Linked DNA regions of Mus musculus: all the other regions are linked to region 1. Evidence: chromatin loops called from intact Hi-C (ENCODE). Cell type or tissue: left cerebral cortex. All regions are shown on one strand. Links, peaks and the distances in the headings refer to the core of each region. The heading gives the core; the rest is flanking DNA.

Region 1 (8,402 bases), core at 37-8,036:
CAAGGTCCCTTAATTAAGGTCTTCCTAGTCCTATGTTAGAGTCGTAAATATATTGATGTAGGAAACGGTATTGTAATTATAACTGTGGTTTTTTAATAGGAAATATTGCTTGCATATATAATGTCTGCAGCTCTTAGCTCATAGCTTTAAATAACAAGAAACTTTTAAGATTGAAGTGTAACATATGTACTGAAAAGTGTACAGTTTGTAAGAGTATGCTGTGAACTATCAAAAGGTGAGCACACTCCTGAAACCACTGCTCAGCCTAACAAATTATTCTAAGTACTCAAGGGGCCTCAGTCTTAGTCAGTGTTTGGTAGATGTTTTCCATCTGACATCCAATTGCACTCTTTAACATTATGTCTTAATTTCTTTTTTTTTTTTTTTATACATTGGTTTATTCTTAATGCATAATATAATTATTGTAGCAATTTTGTACAACATCACATGTTTATTTTTATTGAATACTATTTAAACATTAGTTTTTCTTTTTTTTTTTTTTTTTTTTTTTTTTTTTTTCCATTTTTTATTAGGTATTTCGCTCATTTACATTTGCAGTGCTATACCAAAAGTCCCCCATAGCCACCCACCCCCTCTCCCCTACCCACCCACTCCCCTTTTATGGCCCTGGCGTTCCCCTGTACTGGGGCATATAAAGTTTGCGTGTCCAATGGGCCTCTCTTTCCAGTGATGGCCGACTAGGCCATCTTTTGATGCATATGCAGCTAGAGTCAAGAGCTCCGGGGTACTGGTTAGTTCATAATGTTGTTCCACCTATAGGGTTGCAGATCCCTTTAGCTTCTTTGGTACTTTCTCTAGCTCCTTCATTGGGGGCCATGTGATCCATCCAATAGCCGACTGTGAGCATCCACTTCTATGTTTGCTAGGCCCAGGCATACTCTGACAAGAGACAGCTATATCAGGGTCCTTTCAGCATAATCTTGCTAGTGTATGCAATGGTGTCAGCATTTGGAAGCTGATTATGGGATGGATCCCCGGATATGGTAGTGTCTACATGGTCCATCCTTTTATCTCAACTCCAAACTTTGTCTCTGTAACTCCTTCCAAGGGTGTTTTGCTCCCACTTCTAAGGAGGGGCATAGTGTTCACACTTCAGTCTTCATTTTTCTTGAGTTTCATGTGTTTAGGAAATTGTATCTTATATCTTGGGTATCTTAGGTTTTGGGCTAATATCCACTTATCAGTGAGTACATATTGTGTGAGTTCCTTTGTGAATGTGTTACCTCACTCAGGATGATGCCCTCCAGGTCCATCCATTTGGCCAGGAATTTCATAAATTCATTCTTTTTAATAGCTGAGTAGTACTCCATTGTGTAGATGTACCACATTTTCTGTATCCATTCCTCTGTTGAGGGGCATCTGGGTTCCTTCCAGCTTCTGGCTATTATAAATAAGGCTGCTATGAACATAGTGGAGCATGTGTCCTTCTTACCAGTTGGGGCATCTTCTGGATATATGCCCAGGAGAGGTATTGCTGGATCCTCCGGTAGTACTATATCCAGTTTTCTGAGGAACCGCCAGACTGATCTCCAGAGTGGTTGTACAAGCCTGCAATCCCACCAACAATGGAGGAGTGTTCCTCTTTCTCCACATCCACGCCAGCATCTGCTGTCACCTGAATTTTTGATCTTAGCCATTCTGACTGGTGTGAGGTGGAATCTCAGGGTTGTTTTGATTTGCATTTCCCTGATGATTAAGGATGTTGAGCATTTTTTCAGGTGCTTCTCTGCCATTCGGTATTCCTCAGGTGAGAATTCTTTGTTCAGTTCTGAGCCCCATTTTTTAATGGGGTGATTTGATTTTCTGAAGTCCACCTTCTTGAGTTCTTTATATATGTTGGATATTAGTCCCCTATCTGATTTAGGATAGGTAAAGATCCTTTCCCAATCTGTTGGTGGTCTTTTTGTCCTATTGACGGTGTCTTTTGCCTTGCAGAAACTTTGGAGTTTCATTAGGTCCCATTTGTCAATTCTCGATCTTACAGAGCAAGCCATTGCTGTTCTGTTCAGGAATCTTTCCCCTGTACCCATATCTTCAAGGCTTTTCCCCACTTTCTCCTCTATAAGTTTCAGTGTCTCTGGTTTTATGTGAAGTTCCTTGATCCACTTAGATTTGACCTTAGTACAAGGAGATAAGTATGGATCGATTCGCATTCTTCTACATGATAACAACCAGTTGTGCCAGCACCAATTGTTGAAAATGCTGTCTTTCTTCCACTGGATGGTTTTAGCTCCCTTGTCGAAGATCAAGTGACCATAGGTGTGTGGGTTCATTTCTGGGTCTTCAATTCTATTCCATTGGTCTACTTGTCTGTCTCTATACCAGTACCATGCAGTTTTTATCACAATTGCCCTGTAGTAAAGCTTTAGGTCAGGCATGGTGATTCCACCAGAGGTTCTTTTATCCTTGAGAAGAGTTTTTGCTATCCTAGGTTTTTTGTTATTCCAGATGAATTTGCAAATTGCTCCTTCTAATTCGTTGAAGAATTGAGTTGGAATTTTGATGGGGATTGCATTGAATCTGTAGATTGCTTTTGGCAAGATAGCCATTTTTACAATGTTGATCCTGCCAATCCATGAGCATGGGAGATCTTTCCATCTTCTGAGATCTTCTTTAATTTCTTTCTTCAGAGACTTGAAGTTTTTATCATACAGATCTTTTACTTCCTTAGTTAGAGTCACGCCGAGATATTTTATATTATTTGTGACTATTGAGAACGGTGTTGTTTCCCTAATTTCTTTCTCAGCCTGTTTATTCTTTGTGTAGAGAAAGGCCATTGACTTGTTTGAGTTAATTTTATATCCAGCTACTTCACCAAAGCTGTTTATCAGGTTTAGGAGTTCTCTGGTGGAATTTTTAGGGTCACTTATATATACTATCATATCATCTGCAAAAAGTGATATTTTGACTTCCTCTTTTCCAATTTGTATCCCCTTGATCTCCTTTTGTTGTCGAATTGCTCTGGCTAATACTTCAAGTACTATGTTGAAAAGGTAGGGAGAAAGTGGGCAGCCTTGTCTAGTCCCTGATTTTAGTGGGATTGCTTCCAGCTTCTCTCCGTTTACTTTGATGTTGGCTACTGGTTTGCTGTAGATTGCTTTTATTATGTTTAGGTATGGGCCTTGAATTCCTGATCTTTCCAAAACTTTTATCATGAATGGGTGTTGGATCTTGTCAAATGCTTTTTCTGCATCTAACGAGATGATCATGTGGTTTTTGTCTTTGAGTTTGTTTATATAATGGATTACATTGATGGATTTTCGTATATTAAACCATCCCTGCATCCCTGGAATAAAACCTACTTGGTCAGGATGGATGATTTCTTTAATGTGTTCTTGGATTCGGTTAGCGAGAATTTTATTAAGGATTTTTGCATCGATATTCATAAGAGAAATTGGTCTGAAGTTCTCTATCTTTGTTGGATCTTTCTGTGGTTTAGGTATCAGAGTAATAGTGGCTTCATAAAATGAGTTGGGTAGAGTACCTTCTACTTCTATCTTGTGAAATAGTTTGTGCAGAACTGGAATTAGATCTTCTTTGAAGGTCTGATAGAACTCTGCACTAAACCCATCTGGTCCTGGGCTTTTTTTGGTTGGGAGACTATTAATAACTGCTTCTATTTCTTTAGGGGATATGGGACTGTTTAGAAGGTCAACTTGATCCTGATTCAACTTTGGTACCTGGTATCTGTCCAGAAATTTATCCATTTCATCCAGGTTTTCCAGTTTTGTTGAGTATAAGCTTTTGTAGAAGGATCTGATGGTGTTTTGGATTTCTTCAGGATCTGTTGTTATGTCTCCCTTTTCATTTCTGATTTTGTTGATTAGGATTTTGTCCCTTTGCCCTCTAGTGAGTCTAGCTAAGGGTTTATCTATCTTGTTGATTTTCTCAAAGAACCAACTCCTCGTTTGGTTAATTCTTTGAATAGTTCTTCTTGTTTCCACTTGGTTAATTTCACCCCTGAGTTTGATTATTTCCTGCCGTCTACTCCTCTTGGGTGAATTTGCTTCCTTTTTTTCTAGAGCTTTTAGATGTGTTGTCAAGCTGCTAGTATGTGCTCTCTCCCGTTTCTTCTTGGAGGTACTCAGAGCTATGAGTTTCCCTCTTAGAAATGCTTTCATTGTGTCCCAAAGGTTTGGGTACGTTGTGGCTTCATTTTCATTAAACTCTAAAAAGTCTTTAATTTCTTTCTTTATTCCTTCCTTGACCAAGGTATCATTGAGAAGAGTGTTGTTCAGTTTCCACGTGAATGTTGGCTTTCCATTCTTAATGTTGTTATTGAAGATCAGTCTTAGGCCATGGTGGTCTGATAGGATACATGGGACAATTTCAATATTTTTGTATCTGTTGAGGCTTATTTTGTGACCAATTATATGGTCAATTTTGGAGCAGGTCCCGTGAGGTGCTGAGAAGAAGGTATATCCTTTTGTTTTAGGATTAAATATTCTGTAGATATCTGTCAGGTCCATTTGTTTCATAACTTCTGTTAGTTTCACTGTGTCCCTGTTTAGTTTCTGTTTCCACGATCTGTCCATTGATGAAAGTGGTGTGTTGAGGTCTCCCACTATTATTGTGTGAGGTGCAATGTGTGCTTTGAGCTTTACTAAAGTGTCTTTAATGAATGTGGCTGCCCTTGCATTTGGAGCGTAGATATTCAGAATTGAGAGTTCCTCTTGGAGGATTTTACCTTTGATGAGTATGAAGTGTCCCTCCTTGTCTTTTTTGATAACTTTGGGTTGGAAGTCGATTTTATCCAATGTCTTAATTTCACAATCAATAAAAAATATAGCTTTAGTATATGAGTATTGAGTACCGAGTATATCAAGTACACATGACTGTTACTTATTTGCTGACTTAATTATAGCAGTTTTACTTAATGTTTTTCTTTTGGTTTTGTCACTCAGTTTGAAGAAGTTTGGAGACAATCAGTCACTAGGGGGCAGCCTGTACTGCTTCACTTCATAAGAGACAGTTGTAGCCTCCTTATGTTAGTAACTGAGAATTATTTTTGCATGGAAGAAAATAAGTGTTACTTCAATAAAGGAGATATTTTATTATTCATAGACACAGGAAAATTATTCTGTTCTCTTGTTTAAATTGCAAGAACAGAATCCCTTGGTTAAACCAATCTCAACATCTGCGGAGTCTCACTTGTGTCTTACCTAGCCCAGCAGAGCGTCTGAATTTGAATAGGTTTGGAAGCCTTTTGACTCTAAACAAGTTTCGGATAAAAAATTATCCACAGCTCCCAGTAATCCCTCCTTTCTTCTTGCAGATTTCCTCCCAAATGCTATAGGATAGGAACTAGATTTCTGAGCTAAATTGGAGAAAAGCAAGCCACAGCTCGGAATCCAACAGCTAGGGCATTTTCTTCCATCCACTGACTTCATTTGGCATTGCTTAGTGGCAGTTCCTTTTGGTAGCGCCCTGTGAAAAATATCAGAGGAAGTGTGAAAGAGAAAACTTGGTCTTCCTTGATTTCAGTTCTTTACTAATCCCCCCCATGCCATTCTAGTTCTGTGTGGTTCCTTCTGCCATTCTGAGTTTCTCATTAGATCGATAAAGTTTCCAGTTTCTGCATATCCCTAGAATAGATGAACCCGTGTCCAGATGCTTTTGAGCTATTTTATTTCTAGTAACATAAGGAGACTGTTTCTGCTCCTCTCCCCACAAGCCCCTCTGATATAGTATGATTTGGCTTCTTACTCTCCAGAACTTTTACCATAATTTAATGTTCTTTCTTTCTCTCTATAGATAGAGACATCGGCGTCTACCAGTACTATGACAAGAAAGATCCATCAGGTAAAGTACTTACCTATTCTACTTAACTTGTTTTATAAATGAGATGTTCCTAGAAATGGAGTAGAACATTAAAAACTCTGTGTTTACGAGCTTTAGATAAATTCTAAACTTTTAAGAGCAGTACTTCAGGTTTTTTAAAGAGAAAAATGCTAAGATTAATATCTGATCAATCAAAAATAAAGCAGTACTGAGAAAATGTTGTAGAAGAACGTGGACATTTTCATTTTGTTGCCGATCAGGCTGATAACAGGACAGTCTATTCACATTTATTTATTGGTGCCCCAGCAGAGGGCATTGTTAATGCATTGGTCTCGTGATGCTGGCCTCCCGGATCCTCACCTGATATCTGAAATAGACATTTCTGAGTGAATGATCAATTTTCTTTATCTGATTAATCCTGTTAATCCCAGAAGTTTTATGATGGGCCAAAAGGTCTCCCTAGCTAGAGTTACTTCCTGTTCTGTTCTTCGTTGAAGTGGAGGCTATGTGAGCACCCTGTGTGCTTAGCATGGCAGTTAATAGGCTGACTTCAGAGCTCTGATGACAGATGCTTCGGCTTCTCTTCTGGGCTCCGTTGCAGTTCCCTTTCCTGTTTGATGAGATTGGAAGCTCAGAATATTGGCCCACCTGTTGTGCTGTATAAGCCTTTTCACTGCACAGTAAGGAAATGGCTTCTATGGCATGCAAGCACACATTGTGACATTCTCTCTCAACTGTCCTTTTTAAAGCTTAGCATCCTGTATTAATCTCAGTGTCTGCAACAATCTATTGTCTGTGCACCCATTACAAATACAAGATACTGTAATAAAAACAAATCCCACCTCTTTTGTCTTTCCTTTGCTACAGTATCAGCAACAGAGCATGGTAACTTAGAAGAAAAACAAAGGCTGGCAGAATGTAAGTTTACCTTATCAATATATTTAAATTATTAGAAAAATAGAGAGTTGTGTTACCATTGAACTGTTTTCTGTATAAATTGTAAATGCTATTCTGTCCACGTTTCTTATAATTACTAATTTTCATTGTTTCTATATTGAACTCAATCACATAATAATTGTATGTGTTAGGTTTTTCTAATTTAAGTCACTAAAATATTTACCATGTAAAATTTTGGTAGGATATATGCTTGTGTAAACACAAACTTAAAATTACGTGTATTTTCACTTAATATTTTTAAATAAACGATTTTATCTGAAATATTTAACTGGCTAATAAAAGTATAAATGTTCAAGGTGTTTACAATGACCTGATTTATCAATCATACAAGTTCTGTAGTAAAATTTATATATCTGTCACCTAATTTTTGTGTGAGAAAATGATCATAAATCATGCTCAAATTCTGATATCACTTAAGTATTCATATTTTGCCTAAGGTATTAGCATATTTTACTATTTTTAACATTGTTATTTTATGATTGTGTGTGTTATGTATGTATATGCATGACTGTGTGTCCTGGTGTGCACTATAGCATGTGTGTGAAAATCAGAGAACTGGTCCTCTCCTTCCACCATGTTGGTCCCAGAACCTGACCTCAGGCTGTCAGTCTGTGCAGTGGGCACTTGCACCTTCTGGGCCATCTTGCCAATGCTGTTGTGCTTATTTTTAATAAAGTCAGATTTGTTATATCAGCATTTTCTTTAGTTGTTGTTAGTCTCAAAGATACAAGTATATTGTATGTATAACTATATCACTATATAGGTTTAATGATTTAAAGCTAATGTAATTTAAAGTTTTATTTAAAATATGGCTAAATCTGAAAAGCCTTCCCTCTTTCCTTATTTTAAGTGATTAAACTGACATTTAATTTTTAGAATACTGCATTGCTATCTGTAACACATATCTTAAAATTTGTACATATGTTCTACACATCAAAATTATGTTTATAGAGCCAAATTAATTTGCTGAAATAAGATACATAGCAATTTTTACTCTCAAATTTAAATATCTATATATGCTATATATTATTTGTATATGCACACATGACATGTACATTTATATATACACTTCTTTTTCATAATTATTAAATATGAGACTATAAAGATCAATTTGTATTTTAATGGGTTTAATATGCTATTAGAATTATTTGTGTAGCATGTATTCATGTGTATGTGGTAGGTGCTAGAGATGGAACCCAGGGCTTCACATATACTAGGCAAGTGCCTTACCCCTGAGTTAGACCTCTGCCCCAATTTTATTAATTTTTAAAAGATATTTAGTTTTAGGCTCACTTTGTACCTTCCCTAAATAACCTTTCAATTGAAATTATTTAAAACAAACTAAAGGTATATTGTTATTGAATTCTAGCATAGATTTTAAATTATCTTATTATTCATTTTATTGAAAATAGATTTTTTTCACATGATATATCCTGATTACTGCTTCCTGTCTCTCTGCCCCTTCCAGCCCCTCCCATATGGATCCATTCCCTTTCTATCTCTCATTAGAAAACAAGCAGGCTCCTAAGGGATAATAATAAAATAAAACATAATAAAATAACATGTAATAAGATAAAACAAAAGCTAACACATTGGAAATTGGACAAACCAAACAGAAGGAAAAGAGCCCAAGAGAAGTCACA
Region 2 (8,402 bases), core at 403-8,402, 540 kb after region 1:
TGAACTTGCTTCAGGGCAATTTGTGGGATCTTCTTTAAATTAAAAAAAAATTCATACAGATAATTACCATCATGTTCTGTGATGTTTCAGGTACAGCCTGAATTCTCAGTGTTTTTCAGCTTGAGGGTGAAAAAAAAAAAAAAAAAACCCCTTCAACTTTCTACAGTTAAAAAGGCAGATTAACCATTTAAACTTAAAACTGAACCATGCTACTTAGTTTCAGCATAATTCTCTAAAATACTGTACAAATAAAAGGCATAATATAAAAATCAATTGACACCACAATCAAATGAATCAAGCAATCTATGTTTTCAAATGAGGATTATGCACATTGAGCTTTGAACAGGTATCCCACCAGCACCCTAGAACACTTGTAAACTCTAGCAGCCTGTGCTTAAGTGGTCAGAGCAAGAGTGCATGCTTAGCATGAGAAAGCCCCCAGGTCCAGTCCCAGCACCAAGAAGAAAACAGAGCTATATAATGTAAGCAGTGTTGTTCAGAGCTCCTTCCTTTCCAAGCATCAATGTGAAAGTGTGAAACATATAGGGATTAAAGAAACCCTGCAACATCAGAGCTCTCTGAACTGCTTTCTATACGCACAGTAAACTGCTTATCCCATTAATTTCTCAACACAACATCAACAATAATCTATCATGCCAGGTGCTGTCTGTTTAAGAACATGTGTTAAGAGACACTTCTATGAAGTAGGCATGTTTTTAATCCCTCCACTATAGCGAAGTAAGTTACATTGCAGAGGTTTTCTCTGGCTTTTCTGGGTCACGTCACTAAGGAAATATCTAGTCCCTTGCACTCTTAAAATTCACAACCACTGATATTTAAATGTCTCTGAAGAGGCAGATACTGCTTGCACCTGACATATGCAGACAAAGAAGAACTGAGGTGTTTTCCTCATACTTAGTTTTCAATGACACAAAGATCACATTCTAATTTTATGGTACAATTTCTGTGTGGGAGGGGGTTCCAACACTCACATGCATGAGGGTGCCCAAAGAGACCAGTTGTGAGCAATTTGACCCAGATGCTTGGAGTTAACCTTAAACCACTGAGCTATCTCTTGAGCACCAAAGTTTACCTTCAATATATATATATACATACATACACACACACACACACAAACACACACACACACACAAACACACACACATATATATATATATATATATATATATATATATATATATATACACACACATACATACACACCACACACACACACACACACACACACACACACACACACATATATATATTCTTATTTCTGTAGGGTCCTGATTGTACATCATTTATTGTAATAGCAGTTAGAATCTAACTGAGCTCTTGTCTGTTGCTTTTTTTACATTGGATATTTTTCTTTATTTACATTTTAAATGTTATCCCCTTTCCCAGTGCGCCCCCCCACCACACTCCCTATCCCATCCCCCCTCTCCCTGCTTCTATGAGGGTGTTCCTCCCACCCACCCAGCCACTCCCGCCTCCCCACCCTGGCATTCCCCTACACTGGAGCATGGAGCCTTCACAGGACCAAGGACCTTTCCTCCCACTGATGTCCAACAAGGTCATCCTCTGCTACATATGCAGCTGAGGCCATGGGTCCCTCCATGTGTACTCTTTGGTTGGTGGTTTAGTCCCTGAGAGCTTGGTCTGGTTTGGTTTTGGTTTTGAAGACCATTCTCACCTCTCAGCACTACTGTCTCGTCAGAGGTACTGCAGCAGCTAACACCCTGGTAAGAACCACCAATCAACTCACAGGGCTTAGCGGTTACTTAACATTCTATCTTTAGCTCTCCTGTTTTCATTGGCAGTTTTTGTCATTGCTCTTTGGCTGGGTTTTAGTTAGGTGAAGGTCAAAGTTCATTTCTGGATGTCCTCTATTCACTATTAACAGGTGTGTGTATGTGGGGGGGGGGGAGGTCATGCTGAGGTAAGGGAATGTGTCCCTTCACAGGCTGACGAGCAGAGCAGCACAAGGTGTGCTTTAGTTTTTCATAAAGATAAGGAAGGACCTTAAAGGTCCTATTTTTGAAAGCTAAAGCCTCAGACTTAGAGGACATTATCTAGCAAGTTACTTTAAGGTAACTGTTGATAAAAATTCCAAGCCAGTTTCTTTTGCTGTTATACAACTACTACCATTCTCTGAAAATAGCTGTCAATCATATTGTGCCTGTGGGGCTGGGATTTATCTGGTGTGGTGCCCAGTATGCTATTGGTGCTCAAACTGTAATTCAAGCAATAACAACTACTACCAGGTTACTGCACGCAAAAACGAAATGACAGACAAGTAATACACCGCTCAGAGCAAAAGCTGTGACCAGGTTTAAGTGCTTCCTTTGAAATAAAGAGAACTCTGCACTTGATGATGGTGTGTTCACGTTTAGTCAAGTTCACGAGGTAGAGACAAAAAATTCTGAGATAGGTTTTCTAAGTGCTTGGTTTTTTGTTTATGCTTTGTTTTATTAAAGATGAGAGCAGGACTCTTTCACAGGGACCAAAGTCTGACAGAATGGAGGGAAGATAAAACCAGTATACCTCTGTCCCTTAGAGTCTTGTAAAGGTAGGTAACTTTGTTTCTGGAGAGGAGAAAACTTACAAGAGAAAAGAAAAGATCTGTTCCTCTGCCTGTTCTTCAAAACTGAGAGAGACACAGAGGGGCTGGAGGGAGGGAAGGAGGGAGGGAGAAAGGTACATTAGAAGTCAAGGGCAGAGGTGTTCAAGAAAGAACAGTTTTTCAGTGATATGTGGTGTGTGAAAGTGCCTTAAGACTGAAGGGTGGCCCGGCCCACAGCAGGGGAGTCAGGCGACTGAACTGCACTGCACATTACAGAAACTAAGACTCATTTAAGGTTTTAAAATCCTAATAAACTGTAAGTTTTATATGGGAAAAAATAAGACAAAAAATTTAATAGTGTGCTCTGGTATCGTTAAAAACCTATCAGTGTACACGGTAAGATGAACAAAGGGTACGGATTACTCTGCCCTGTGTATGAAAAGATAACATGGATTTCTGAAGACAGACACAGGAAACCTAGCAAGTCCTCCGAGAAAAGAGTAAAATCAAGACAGAATTATTTTACTCCTTTTTAAAGTAAAAAGATGGCCAAATATTACATTTTCAATTAAGTTTCTAATTTCTAAATTAATTTCTAAAATAAAGGGCATTCACTGGAAACAAAGTTAATTTTTAAGACAAATAATAAAAATCTTAAATAGAATTTTCGTTTTCCTGGTTTAATATCAATGGCTCCATAATATTTAAGAATTTTAAGAAAAATTCAAGTTTATATAAAAGTTCTTAAAGATAAATACTTGATTTAAGTCAGACATTTCCTTCTCAGCACAATACCAGCTAACCATGCAAGGCTTTTTAGTCTCCCCAAGACCTACTTAATACCTCCCACCAGAGTTAGACCATGCTCTGCTCGGATGATGGTTATGGCCTGGTAGCTTCAGCGGCAGCTTCAGAGTCCATGGCCACTGCCTTCTGTGTTTTTAAAGATAGCTCCAAATTTCTAAGACACAAAGCAGATATGGGCTTTAACACTTCTTGGGGCAATTCTTATTTTGTTTTTAGAAGTACTTTGTCTTATTTTAAAAGGTTAAAAAAAAATACCCTACACATGAAAATATAGAAAAAGGGAATGTTCTGTGGTCAAGTAACTTCAATGGCAAAACAGTAACCATTTTTACTGAATAAATATTAATAATTTAATGATAGCTTAGAAACAGTGACATATAGGAAACAGTATTTTTTTAACATTTAAAATCAGGAATGATATTGATCCGTTTGAAAAATAACACAGTGACACGAAAATAAATATTTCACAAAGAGAAACTTATCAGTATACTGTTTATTATATTCTGAAAAAGAGTGAAACCTTCAACTCCGGTAAGACTGACTGGAGACTAAAGTCAACACACAAGCGTGCTTATTTTTTAGTTGACTGGGCAGAAAACAGGAAATTCTACACTAAGGAGAAGTCAGTTCATCAGGGCACAGTTGGGCAGCCTCAGAAGGCCAAGCCTTTCGACAGTCTTGGAATACCTCCTAGTTACAGATTTTTATGACCCACAGTCTAATATGCCTGCTGTGTAATTGGGCATTCCAACCTAACTACAGATACACGACTTTCCAGAGTGACAGAAGTTAACAAACCTAATTCATAAAATGCTGAGAAGACAGACTTAGGTTTAGACAGTCACACAGTTTCATGATTATTTCCAGGCAGGGCCCCAAACAAGCTGTTTAAAATGGACTAAAATCAGTACAGGAATCTCTGAAGTAATTGATATATTCTAGTAAACGGTTCATTCTAAAATTAAATGCCGAGTTCCATTTTTATCCTGATTACCATTTTAAATTGAGATTATCTCCTAGGAAAAGATGGCTGGAGGGATGGGTTGTCTTGAAGCGGTATGGCGAGAACAGAGGGGGCAGGCCCAGAGGAGCCAAGAAGGGGCAGAAGGGCAGAGAAGACAACTGTAACACAACTCATCTCTGTTACGTTGCTTTTAATAGTCTTTTAAAGAAAGGGTAAATTTGTTTGCACAGAAAATCAAGACTGCTCTATTTGCCTATTCTTTCAGCTTTTTAAAGTCAAAATTCTTATTCCTACCCATAAAAGAAGGGTAGGAAGCCTAGTTTTTATCAAAGACCACTGACCCACAGTAGAAAAACCAAACAAGGGAAAACCAGAAGGAATTACTTGAGCCTATAAAGATTTGTTTTTCTTGATGTTTGTCTTCTCACAGGGCCCTTAGATAGTCCAGGCTGGTTTCAAAGTCACAAACCTAGCCCCGGCCCTCCCAGGAGCTAGGGCTATCAGTATGTGCCAGAATATCCGGCCAACGCATATTTTTATTTTTCTGTGAATTTTCTACATCTTTAAGAAGAAAATATAATGTTTGCCTAGGCTGACTCTATATTAATACAAACTCTAATAACAAAGAAGCCTCAAAATATACATATAAAGTAGATTTGAGTATGAGGACTGTGGAGAAGTCGGAGAGTGGGTGTGGAGAGTGAGTGCGGGATCATAGGAGAGGCTGAGCTTGGAGCAGCAGTGAGCCTGGTGGCAACCAGTGTTGAACCCTGGAGGAGTCGGAGGAAGGAAGACGGTGGGGTGAAGAAATCATCAGAGAACACCTCCTTGTGACCTATTTTTATTTTTGAAATGCTTCCAGGCAGGCATGTGAAACCTGAACCAGAAATGCAGTAACTGTTATGTGAGGTTACCAACTCACTAAATAGGCGTCCTTCAGAGCTACAACGGAGGAGAAGAGAACTGGAACTGGGATGAAAAGCTACACCTCTATGATGTGGAGCTGGAGCTGGAAGGAAGGGAGGAGGCAGGAGAATGCCACTTTTATTTAAAGTTCTTCCAAGTTTTGACTTGTTGCCATTTGTGTGCAGCAGTGAAAATAAAGACCTAACCTTCCTTTATGTTCACAAATGACAAGAGACCCACGGGGAGGTGAAGTCTCTCTTCAGGAGAAGAGAAAGAACGGTGCTCTCTTGCGCTCTCTCTCTCTCTCTCTCCCTCTCTCTCTCTCTCTCTTTCTAATTCCATCAAAAGGTTCTTGTCAAAAACAGATTTGATTTTCTTCTCTGTGTACCCACGTTAGTTACGGATGATTAATAAAGCGTTCATTCTTCTGTTTGCTTTGGCAGAGAAGTGACTAGGGTTGTGTTAGCATTAAGGAAATATTTCACTTTATGAAGAAAAGATATGAAGTGTTGCTTATTTAAATACACATATGTTTAAAAAAGAATTTGTTCATGTTTAGGCTCAAAACAATAAAAAAAAGTTTCAGTGGAAAGTAAAGAGTTTATTCAACTTAGAAACTTTGAAAATATTATACTTATCCAAAATGGGCTTTTTGGATTTATCTATTTTGATGGGATGGCAAGCTAAATTTTGGTAGGATGAAAAAGAGCGTTAAAAAAAAACTTCATATTAAATACAGCAAAAGTAATCATAATTTTAAAATAATTAAATACACAAAGACATTAAAAATAAAATCCTATAGTATAAAAAGTAATCATATTACAAGAAGAGCTCTCCCAAGCTCAGGGTATCTAAACCCCAGACTGCACCAGACACTGAGAATACACATTTATAAATCAGCACCCTCCTGGATGTGTGCTACTATACCTCAGTCACAAAGAAATGCCAGTGCTATCTATCCTTTCATGCTTGTTATAAAGTCATTTTATAAATTAAATTACTTTGCCTGTCCATCAAGAAATAGTAGTTAAGGCAATTTAGATTCTTGCAATTCCTGCTTGATTTAAAAGTTAAAATCAGTCAAAACCAATAATCTGATTGAAGCTACCCTCTGACTGACTTGAGGTTTTCAGTCATCAGGTCCACCAACACAGAGACAAACAAGGATGTGTAGGGGAGAAATGCTGTAAATAATCTAGGAAGCACCAACTACAGAGCAGAGAAGACAGCTCGGGTCTCAAGTCAGTTCTCTGATCTCCATTTTACCCCTCAGTCGCTAATGAAAGCAACTTACAAAGAGAATAAAGATGAAGGATGGAGCCTGGGTGTGGAGCAAGAATAAGAAATACTGAGGGCGAATGAACTTGTATAAAATTTTAAAGTAAGCAAGACTTCAGACACTGTGCTAAGCTCACAGGCATTCCCTGTAACCAGTGCAGATTCTTTACCCACTCATTTCCCCTCCTTCCTAGCACGTTTGGCAGCTCCCATTTCTTTCTATCAGACCTAAATTATACCCCTCTCCTACTTTTTCCTCCCAATGCAAAATAAAAAAACAAACAAGGCAATCGAGTCTTTTGTGCCTCCCTTTTGTTAGTGGCTCATATGTAACGCAGAGTCATTATTTACAAAGTATCGCTGCTTGTTCAGAATCCTTCTTCCCATCCCCTACCAAATTAAACTGACGATTTCAGGTGGTTCCAGTTAACTTGATTTCATTTTGTCACCCCCAGTCATCACTTTCATTTTATACGACCTACTTGTTGACATGTCTGCATTGAAACCTGCCTCTAAACTCAACTCTGAACCTTGCCACAAGAACCGTCCTTGAATGAACAAGGCCACTGTAGAAGCCCTGCTGAAGGACTGGTTTTGTCTAATAATCTGAAGCCCTCTAGCCTTTCACTGAGTCAAGCTATCAGTGGCATGGATTCTAACCCAGAGTCACTGCTGCAGAAACAGAGCCCTCTCATGGCTCACACTTGTGAAAGAGCTCACTGGTGCCTGCGAAGAACCCAACCACTAGGAAAAGTTGGAGTTAGCAAACATCTTTATACATAGGAGAAAACATCAGTTCTATAAACACTTATGCAAAAAGTCTGAAAAGGACAAACATGATGCACATTTAAAATAAGGTAAATAATGCTAACTATAAATGTTTCTAAATATGAGCAGCAACCTAACACTCATACCAAGACATGTTCAAACAAAGAACAATTCTAAAGCAAAACAAGTCATTCTGTTAACACAAGAATAATTTTCCTTTTGATTATTTCCAGCCACTAAGTTGGTCGTATGACAAAGGGTTATAAATTTTGCTTGTACATTGTTCCTTTGCAGATCTGAGTCACAGACTGTCACACCACACATCTTACTGGGGTACAGAAACTAAGAAGGCTGTAGGCAGTAAAGCTTAAGCATGTCACTCCGAATTTACTAAGAATGAAACTGTATACTTAGTGGATATTTACAATGCATAGTGGTTTAGCTGCAGTTTGTAAATTGACAAAAATACTTTTTAATACATAGCTGCTTTAAATTAGCAGGAAGATACAAAACTTTCACATGGAAAAGTAAAGTCAAATTAAAGAAAAAATCCAAATGTTATATATATACGGATATATATATGTGTGTGTGTATATATGTGTGTGTGTGTGTATATATATATATATATATATATATATATGTATATATACATATATATGTGTGTGTGTATATGACAAGTTCATTTTTTTAGACATGCTGAGCATCTACTGTTTTAAAAGCTTTATTTGAAGTGCACAAATTATATATAAGAGCTATGTCACTTAAAATGAGCAAATACATGAGAAGAATATAGAAACCCCTGACTGATCTTGGCTCTAAGATGCTTCTGATTTCTCAGGGACAAATCTCGTGTTAAGGTACGATCATTCTGTAAGTCACAGAACTGGAAATGTGTGCCCTATATCGAAGCTGCCTCAGTCAGCAGTGCACGCAGGACTTACATGATGGTACCAAATGGCATCTACTTTAAAAGTAGATGCAGAACACCAAAACCGTGTGTAAGTCAGCCTCAGCCCAATGTAACGTACATGTGACCAAGTGCCCACTGCTGTAGACGGACTGCAGTAAGACAGCTAGCACAGCACAGGCTGACAGTCACAGAGCCAGACGCTA
Region 3 (8,402 bases), core at 51-8,050, 340 kb after region 1:
CAGTTTGATAAAACAAGCATAGTAAAGAGACAAACAGCTCAAATTAATCTGATAATCTATTCTCACATTATCCAATGTGCCTTCTTTGAATGAGTTTTTGCTGCAATGCTGTAAAATAAAGTAGCAGCCTCGAGAGCGAAGGCTCTGACACTGACTTCGGTCCTGCTGGTTACACATCAGCATTTAGCCTTGCTTAAGTCTCCAAGTTACTGAGTCTTGCCTATCATCAACCTCTCAAGCTTTAACAGATCCAACAAAGCAATCTATGTGAATAATGGTGTGTAGACCAACGCATGGGAAGCTCTAGTTCTTCAGCTCACTGAAAGGACTATTTCCTGCAACCAAGTAAAAGCTTCTAAATACTCCCCCCCCCACCCCGTGCTGAGGATGAACTCAGAGGTTTATAGGTATTTACCATTGAGCTACCCTCCCAGCCCTTTATTTATGGTATCAAGAAAACAACCAAAGATGTACAAAAGTAAAAAGAATTGCATGAAAGCTCCCTCAGCCTTATACAGCTGAGACTTAATGCAGACCCTGCCTACTTGTCCTCAGCCCCCATCCCCAACTCAGATGCAGTGGCTTGCTATGTAGCCCAGGCTGGCCTCAACCTCACAGCAATCCTCCTGCTCCAGTCTCTCAAGTGCTGTGATTACAGGCTTTTATCACCAAGCCCATTTACCATCTCCCTCTCTTCCCCAACTGTTTTAAAGCAAAATCCTTCATGTGCAGTGTTAGAAGAAGGAGAGATTACAGCGTTAACATGCTAAGTTCTAAAGTCCACTGGTCTCCCTGGAAGATGTAGAAGTATATAGAATCAAAAAGAATAGGCTAGATTTGAAACATGGAGACACTAGCACTAAAATCAGACTCCAAAGCCATCACTTGAATGGCACCAAATATAAACTCTGGGGAAACAGCATCTTCTCTTGGTGCCCTCTCATTAGGAACACAGCCAGACAAAGCGCCATCCAGAGATCCTATGAATTTATAAAGGCCTGTATAATTTTTATATCTCTTTCAAATATTCCTCTCTCTTAAAAGGTAGCCAGTTACTAATGGATTTAGCAAAATACCTAAAACATAGATTATTTTATTTAACATCAAGTTTAAATGCTGACACTGTAACCAACTGTAAGTCTACTTTTCAAAGCATTTGTTAAAAACTTGTAACACCATGTATATTTCATTATTTTTTAAAGTGTAAAAAATCTGTTTTATAATTTCTTTCATATGTATATTTCACAGGAAAAAAATTTTAAATAAATTTTAAAAAGAAAATACGATGATCCCTATTTGAAATAGCTGTGACAGATGATGGTGTATCTTAGAAGCATTCAGAGCTTTACACATACAGAAGAATATTTGTACACTAAAAATATTTTATAAGCTCTTCAGACACTATGCTGGTGAATCAGAGACCGTTTACTCTTACATTTAGTTTTTACCCCAAAGCATCAAAATTAGTTATGATTTATTTATATTCCACTTCAATCCCTCCAAAATTTTGGACTCAAATTCCTTAAATCATAATTTTACAATCTAAACGAATTTCTAAAAATTCCAAAGTTTTCATAAGCAGCTCAATAAAGATTAACCTTTAAAAAAAGGTTTTGTGACCTGGAAATGTAATGCAATTTTGTCTCCGAATACTGGCCACCAAAAAGAGGTACAATTCTTTAGAAGCAATAGATTTTCAATGTTTCTATCATCGATTTATCATCAATTTCTATCATTGGCTTTATCATCGATTAAACAGAGTCCAAATCCTATTTGAACTAAAAGGCTTCTTGAAACAATTCTAACAGTAATCAGGACTTTCCATCTCTCAACAAGAGTCTAGAAACAGGTGTGCCGTTTTGTATATTACAGCACCACTCAACTCAGTTGAGAGCAACATGCACGTATTTTTTTTCTCTCTTTCTCCAAGAAACAAACATAGATGTGTTTAAAAAGCAATTTGGGCTCTCCTGTTTGACTGCCATTTAACTAAAATGGTTAAAGGACTTCCAGACAGTGTTCTGCTCCTTAAGGCTTCTGAAGAACTGCCTAGAAATTGTTTTAAGTAAAATGCAACTCAGTTTTAAAAATACAACTAAAGAAAAACAGACTCAAAATGGAATGTGCTTCCCCCCTTCCCCCCCCCCCCCACACACAACACAGCGTTTCTTTTCAGATAGCAGTACACATCAGCATAATAATTAAAAGGCAGAATTGCTTTCTGGAGAATGATATATTAATAACAGGCAGGGAAACTCTGGCTTTCAAAAAGTATAATTTAGATATCCCCAACACTTATCTAAACATCTTATTTATTTAAGATAACTGAGGTAACTTCCTGTGGTCAAATAAGACATTCATTATTATACAATATTATTTAAGTTATTGATTTTCATTATTGTTGATCTTGAGACTTTTCCATTTCCATGAGATTCTGAACTTTAAGAAAGAGGGAGGCATAGTGTGGAAAACAAAGTCACATGTAACTTTTCTGCCTTTAAGTTTTTTCTTTCTTTTGGGGTCCATGGGGGAGCAGATAGGGAGTTGTTTGGTTTTGCTTTTTGAGATAGGGTCTCCTGTAGCCCAGGCAGGTTTTTTTAACTTACTATGTAGGTGAGGTTGGCTCTGAACTCCTGATCCTCCTGTGTCCTGCCCTCGAGAGCTGGGATTATAGGCTTATGTCACCAAACCCCACTAATTGGGGAACTTTATAAAAATATCTTATTGCTATTCTTAAATTGATTCTACATCAAAAGCCAAGTCATTTTCTGGTCATGAATAATAATCATGCAAATTCTCTTTACCAATAATGTATGTATTGGCTACAGTTGTATATCAGATATATTCATTTCTTCACCTTTAAACACAACCTTGACATCAGACATCTTTGACATCATTAACATTATAATTGAGTCTTCCAGTTAGTAATGAATTTATCTCTTATTTTTTAAATAAAAAAAATCACAATAGCCATGGAGAGTGCTATTTTCACAAATTACAAGGTGTGTGTGTGTTGGTGGTGGTAATTTTCTTTTTAAACTAAAACTTGATGTTTTGGTTTGGTTCAGTTTTGGTCTCTGGACTACAGCAGGTGTGAATCTGCTGACACTAATTAAGGTTTTTCATCTTTTTTATTCCCAAATTCCCGCCACCACCATCACCACCACCCCCCGCCCCCCGCCCCTCGATCCTTTAAGGCTTTTCTAAGAAAGAAAGAAAGAAAGAAAGAAAGAAAGAAAGAAAGAAAGAAAGAAAGAGAGAGAGAGAAAGAGAGAGAGGAAGAAAGAGAAGAAAGAGAGAGAGAGAGAGAAAGAGAGAGAGAGAGAGAGGAAGGAAGGAAGGAAGGAAGGAAGGAAGGAAGGAAGGAAGGAAGGAAGGAAGAAGGATTTGCACACACATTCACAATTGAAATATCACCTTCTTCCCAACCCTCTGTAGCCAATATCAAAGCCAGACAAGCCCTCCAACAAGCCATCTTATTCCCGCGACTCTCCTCAGAGTTTCAGTGGGCCAAGAACTCACTGAGGTAGCCCAACTGTCGTGCCCAGAGCCCTTACCCATGTCCGCCAAGAGCAGGCCTTTCGGCCCTCCGGGGCGAGCGGACAGACACGGGCTGCACTCGGGACGCGTGGAGATTTCGTTGAGCTCCCAGGCCCTGTCCGTGCTGCTCCGTGCTCCAGAGTTCGGGCTCCAGAGACCGCGTAGTTCTACCTGGCGTCTGCGGGCTCCAGCCCCTGACGCGCTTTCGGCTTTGAGAGAGGTGTGACCCAAGGACGCTCCCAGGCCCCCAAAACTCCACACGGGCGACCGCGGCCCGCTGCCCCGACGGCCCGCGCGCGTTCCCGCGGCCGGAGCCTGCGCCCCGGCGCGCCCTCGGCCCTGCGCCCCGACCCAGGCCCAGGCCCAGGGGGAAGCACGTGCCCGCTCCTCCTCGAAGCCTCCTGTTGCAGGCGTGCTCGGCGGCGCGTCTGAGCGGGGACAGCCGAGGCGTCGCCGACGCTCCCACCCACACCGGCCGGCTCTACCAGGAAAGTTCGCGAACCACCGGGGCCAGTCGGGCAAACTGACAACCGCGACGAACCCGAGGCCCGCCCACAGGGTTCGTCCGAGCCGCGGCTAGGCCCAGCCTGGCGGGTCAGGGCCTCGGGGCCTCCAGACCCCGTGGAAGCGGCTGCTGCTCAGCCCCGGGACGCCTAGGGCGGGACCTGTGGGGAGGACCCGGCGGCCTCCTGAGGCCTCCGCCCGGACCTCCAGCCCCGCTTCACGCGAACGCCCGGGGCCCGCGGGCCAGGGGCCACGGCGCACGCGGCAGGGAGCAGGCCCAGAGCAGCCTTCGCGGGGGCGGCTGGCCCTGCAGGGATCCCGCGCGCCCAGGCGGCTCTCCCTCCGCCCCGGGGACTCAGTTAGGAAGCTTGGGCCGGAGCTGGGAGGCCGAACCCTAGGCCGGACACGGCGGGGACGGCTTCCCCGTGGCCAAGGCTCCAGTGCCCTGCCGACCTCCAGCCCCGCGCCAATCTCACGGACTAGAAGCAGGGGCTACCGCTGCCTCCGCGGGCAAGTTTTCGTTGTCTCCTGATTTCCTCCGGCCCGTGGGCAAAGCGCGGCTTCTGGGCTCACCTCCACAGGAGCCGTCAGAACAATCTGGACAGTTCTGGACCCCGAATTTTCTCGGGCAGCAGACGTTATTAATACACTTTCCCTCCACTTTAGTCTCCCAAGTCCCGTCCCAGTGGCCGAGCTAGGAAGAGTAGTACCTACAAGCCCTTCTGTCCCCCCAGACGGAAGGCGAGCTGCCCTCTCCATTCATGGCTGCAGGCCGGGCATCTTCTCCTCTGAGGAAGTGAAACTCGCACTGGTCAATTCGCCTTTGTCTGCTTTAACGAAACTTTACGAAAGATAGATAAATAACTGGACCATTTCTTGTGCGAACTAATGGTTTAGAAAGACTCCTTAGCACGAGGTTGGGACTTAGGATCCCACAGTCACCGTGAAGCCACCGGGAGACGCTTCTCCACTGTAGGACACAGATTTTTTTTTTTTTTTTGATCGTTTTGTTTTCCTTCTTGGCTCAGCTCAGAGAGCATTACACCCGCATCCTTTCCCGCCTCCCGACCCTCTTCCCCTCCCCCTTCTCCCCCTCTTCATTCTGGTGCTGGCAATTAGGGTGAAGAAATCAGTGCCAGGCTCCTGCCTCCGAAGAGAAAGGAGCTGTTTCTGGAATTGAGTCCTGACACCTGTCTCTGTCCTAGAAGGCAAGAAGGCGCGGGGTCAAAACATTGAAGAGGGAGAGGCCGGGCCGATGAGGGGGCACTCCCTAAAAGAACGTTTTGGGGAACTCCCCTTGCCATGACTTCCCGCCTTATTCTTCAGCCTCCAGCTTCGCGCAGATCATTAACACGCGGGTTATTAACACAGATTTCCTCCCTTTTAATCCCCTGAGACCGAGACCCGAAGCTGGAATTAGAAGAGCAACGCTGACAAGCCACTCATTAATTTGCTTTTATTTTCGGGAAATAATGTAGATAAAGAGGAAGAGGAGACGGACTGCCTTACATCTCAACAAGTAATTTGTGATCTTCACATCGGACAAATCAAATTTACAAATTACTTTCCCACCTACTGAACCAAGCGGCCAAAACCAAAACCGATAGGTACACAGGTACTCTCCGCAGATTTCGGAGAAGGAAGGTTCACTAAAAACTCACAGAACAGACAGGGTGTTTGAGAGAGAGAGAGAGAGAGAGAGAGAGAGAGAGAGAGAGAGAGAGAGAAACATTGGACCTGGAACTCGGGCTTGGTTTTCTTTCCACAATGCTGTAATTTCACCTTGTTTGTTTGTCTGTTTGTTTCTAAGCGGAAGCTTTGATACTGTGCTTAGACTGGCGAAGGGTCAGTCGTGCGCCCTGACCAGCCTAGCCCCGACCCCTGTATCCTGACTTAGCTGTTTCCTTCACTTCCGATCCTCTAGCGCCCAGCTTCCTGGAACCAAGCGGGTTTCTTTAATAAATACACAAAGGGAGGTGTGAAGAGGGCAGGACAGCTTTGTAATAACTGAAAAATAAGAACCACCATCGTTTGAGGAAGAGAGGAACGGGAACAAAGGGGAAATAATTTTTTTGCTTCTGTTATATATATATGTGTGTGTGTGCGTGTGTATATATATATATATATATGTGATGTATATATTTTAAAGTTCTGTTTCTTGGACGCTAAAACAAGAGAGATGCTCAGTTCAACCAACAGCAACTAAAAACTTTAAGTGGTCCCTGGAACGGACCTGACTATGTACAGCATTCCCGCTGAGGCGGAAGCTTGAATCAGTCCAGCGCAGGGTAGGAAAGGAGGCTGGGGCACACTCCTGCCGCGAGCCTGGCCCAACGCTCACCACTGGTGAGACAGAAATGCTGGAAGCTCGGGCCTGCGGGTGGGGAGCTAGATCAAGGGCAGCTGAAGGGGCGACAGTCTGCTAGGAGAAACAGTGGAGGGTTTGATTAGGAGTGTGTATGTATGGACACACTCCAAACGGTTGATATACGCCAGTTAGTGACTTCAGTGTCCAGAAAGAATAAATAAAACGGTTGAGCTCAAAACAGAGGGTCAGAGCGAAGAGCCCCAGAAGGCTCCAGGTGCATAAAAGCTGTCCAGAAAGACTTGAAGGGGTGACGCACGAGCTGAGAGCGAGAGCGTACTGCTATTCCGGGAAGAAACGGAGGGCCAAGTGGGAGCACCGGGCCCCACCTCCAAGGGGGAGAAGGGCTGCATCCTCCACCCCCAACCAAGTGGCACACAGATGGGAGCGGCAGTGCAGGCAATGAATATCTTTTGGGGGACTGAAAATTAAGTTTTGGAAAAGCCAAGGCAAAGGCGGGTGGTGCAGCAGCAGCAACAGGATGGGGACCATGGAGGGTATAGGTAGTTGCGTTTCTTCTCCACTTCCTTTCCCTCCTGGGCTCACAAGACCTGGAACCGCCACGAGGCTTGGTCCTTATAGTCCAGACAGTCGGGAGAGTTGAAATTGAGTTTCCAGGCAGAGGAAGCAGCGGCGGCGGCGGGCTCCTTGTAATCCAAGCAATCGGCAGAATTGAAGGCGAGCCCAGAGCCTCCATAACCTTGGTGGTGGTGGTGGTGGTGATGGTGGTGGTGGTGGCCTGAAGATTGGCTCAGTGGGTGGTGCGCATGAGGGTGATGGTGATGATGGCCAGCCATGGAGGAGGGTGCCATGGGGCTAAGCTGGTGCGGGTGGTGATGAGAGTGCATGGGCGCTAGGTAGGAGCTGCAGTCTACACCGCCAAAGTAAGAAGAGGAGGGCGCGGGGTATCCCTGACCATAGCTTCCGCCCTGGCCATAGGACATAGGGTAGGAGGCTGCGGCAGTGGCCGCACCTGCGGCTACCGAGCGCTGCATGCACGAGGCGTTGCTCGGAGCGGCCAGTGGCTCTGGCACCGATACGGATGTCGGCGCTGAGCCCGGCGAGATGGAGGCCGGGCTCCAGATGGACGAAGCAGTAGGCGTGCTCAGAGAGGACGCTGCTGCCACTGGGTTCCCACCCAGGCCCGCGGCCGCAGCAGCCGCGGGGTTGGCGGAGGCACTGGACGCTGAGCTAGACGAAGAAGCAGAGCTAGATACGGCGGGCGGCGTGAACTGGCCGCTGCTCTCTGAACCCGAGCTCTCGCGTACTGGAGACGACTTCTTCTTGACCGGCCGGGTTTTCGTTCCATTCCCGCTCTGCTGCTGCTGGCGGCACTTGGCGCGGCGGTTCTTGAACCAAACCTACAGTGAGCAGGGTGAAGGAGAGGGGATCAGGGGGCTGGCTAGTGGAGCTACTCCTCCGCCCCTCGGACTCATACCCCGCCCAGGATCTCGGGAAGCTCTCAATCCCAGCCTCTACCCCTCCCAGTCCCCGGCCCTGCCAGACCCTGTCCCCTCCCCCGCACGTGCTAGGTCCCCAGCTCTGGCTCCCTCCCCCATCCTTCTGCGCAAACCCCTAGTAAGCCTCCTCTGCTGGAGGGATGCGCACCTCCCCAAGCCCAGCGCAACTCTGCCCGAGGGCGGAACATTTGTGTCTGTCCAGCCAGAAGTTCAGCCATCTCTAAGCTGTTGCGGTTGGCTGCTTCCCCGCAGCCCCGTTTTACTTTGGAGGCCCTGTTTTCCTTGAACAGAGCTCAGGAAACAGCAGAGAGATACAGAACATCGAAGTGTAGGTCAGCCACCAAGCCTGGGGCCCGAGGGGTTTCACCGAGTCGGCTCCTGGAGACTGGAGTTGGTCAGGGCGAATATTTGGGTGGGAACAGAAGCAAAGCTAGAGGCTGGACGGAAACAGCACTCCAGTATTGGGGCTTTTCGAGAAGGAAAAGGTGAGATTTCCTTGGGCCTTTTGGCTCCAGGTGGGATACCAAATGGAA

The links. A loop is a pair of places that touch in the nucleus more often than their neighbours do. Peaks named below come from ENCODE experiments on the same cell type or tissue, not always from the same donor. Only the 100,000 strongest peaks of a DNase experiment are listed, where the experiment ranks them.
Region 2: a loop joins it to region 1, with 2.9 times the contacts of the local background. A loop is called at or near these places in 10 of 42 quality-filtered maps.
Region 3: a loop joins it to region 1, with 3 times the contacts of the local background. A loop is called at or near these places in 3 of 42 quality-filtered maps.

The regions. Positions count from the first base shown.
Region 1 is chr11:21,654,220-21,662,621 of GRCm38, forward strand. It overlaps Wdpcp (WD repeat containing planar cell polarity effector), which reads left to right. Exons shown (of 18, transcript NM_145425.3): 3 at 5,776-5,823; 4 at 6,670-6,720. Among named protein-coding and RNA genes, the nearest start is that of Wdpcp, 86 kb to the left of the region's middle. In left cerebral cortex, for the core only: CTCF peaks have their summits at 4,968 (motif pointing right) and 6,080 (motif pointing right); DNase peaks (open chromatin) are centred at 4,968 and 6,403.
Region 2 is chr11:22,192,950-22,201,351 of GRCm38, forward strand. The region is part of intron 5 of Ehbp1 (EH domain binding protein 1); the gene reads right to left. Among named protein-coding and RNA genes, the nearest start is that of Ehbp1, 90 kb to the right of the region's middle. In left cerebral cortex, for the core only: no CTCF peak of the experiment used is centred there; DNase peaks (open chromatin) are centred at 4,279 and 5,250.
Region 3 is chr11:21,989,289-21,997,690 of GRCm38, forward strand. It overlaps Otx1 (orthodenticle homeobox 1), which reads right to left. Exons shown (of 5, transcript NM_011023.3): 5 at 5,476-7,770. The coding sequence ends at 6,952. Among named protein-coding and RNA genes, the nearest start is that of Gm32517, 5.0 kb to the right of the region's middle. In left cerebral cortex, for the core only: no CTCF peak of the experiment used is centred there; DNase peaks (open chromatin) are centred at 3,685, 4,042, 4,198, 4,732 and 8 more places; H3K4me3 peaks cover 732 bases; H3K27ac peaks cover 447 bases.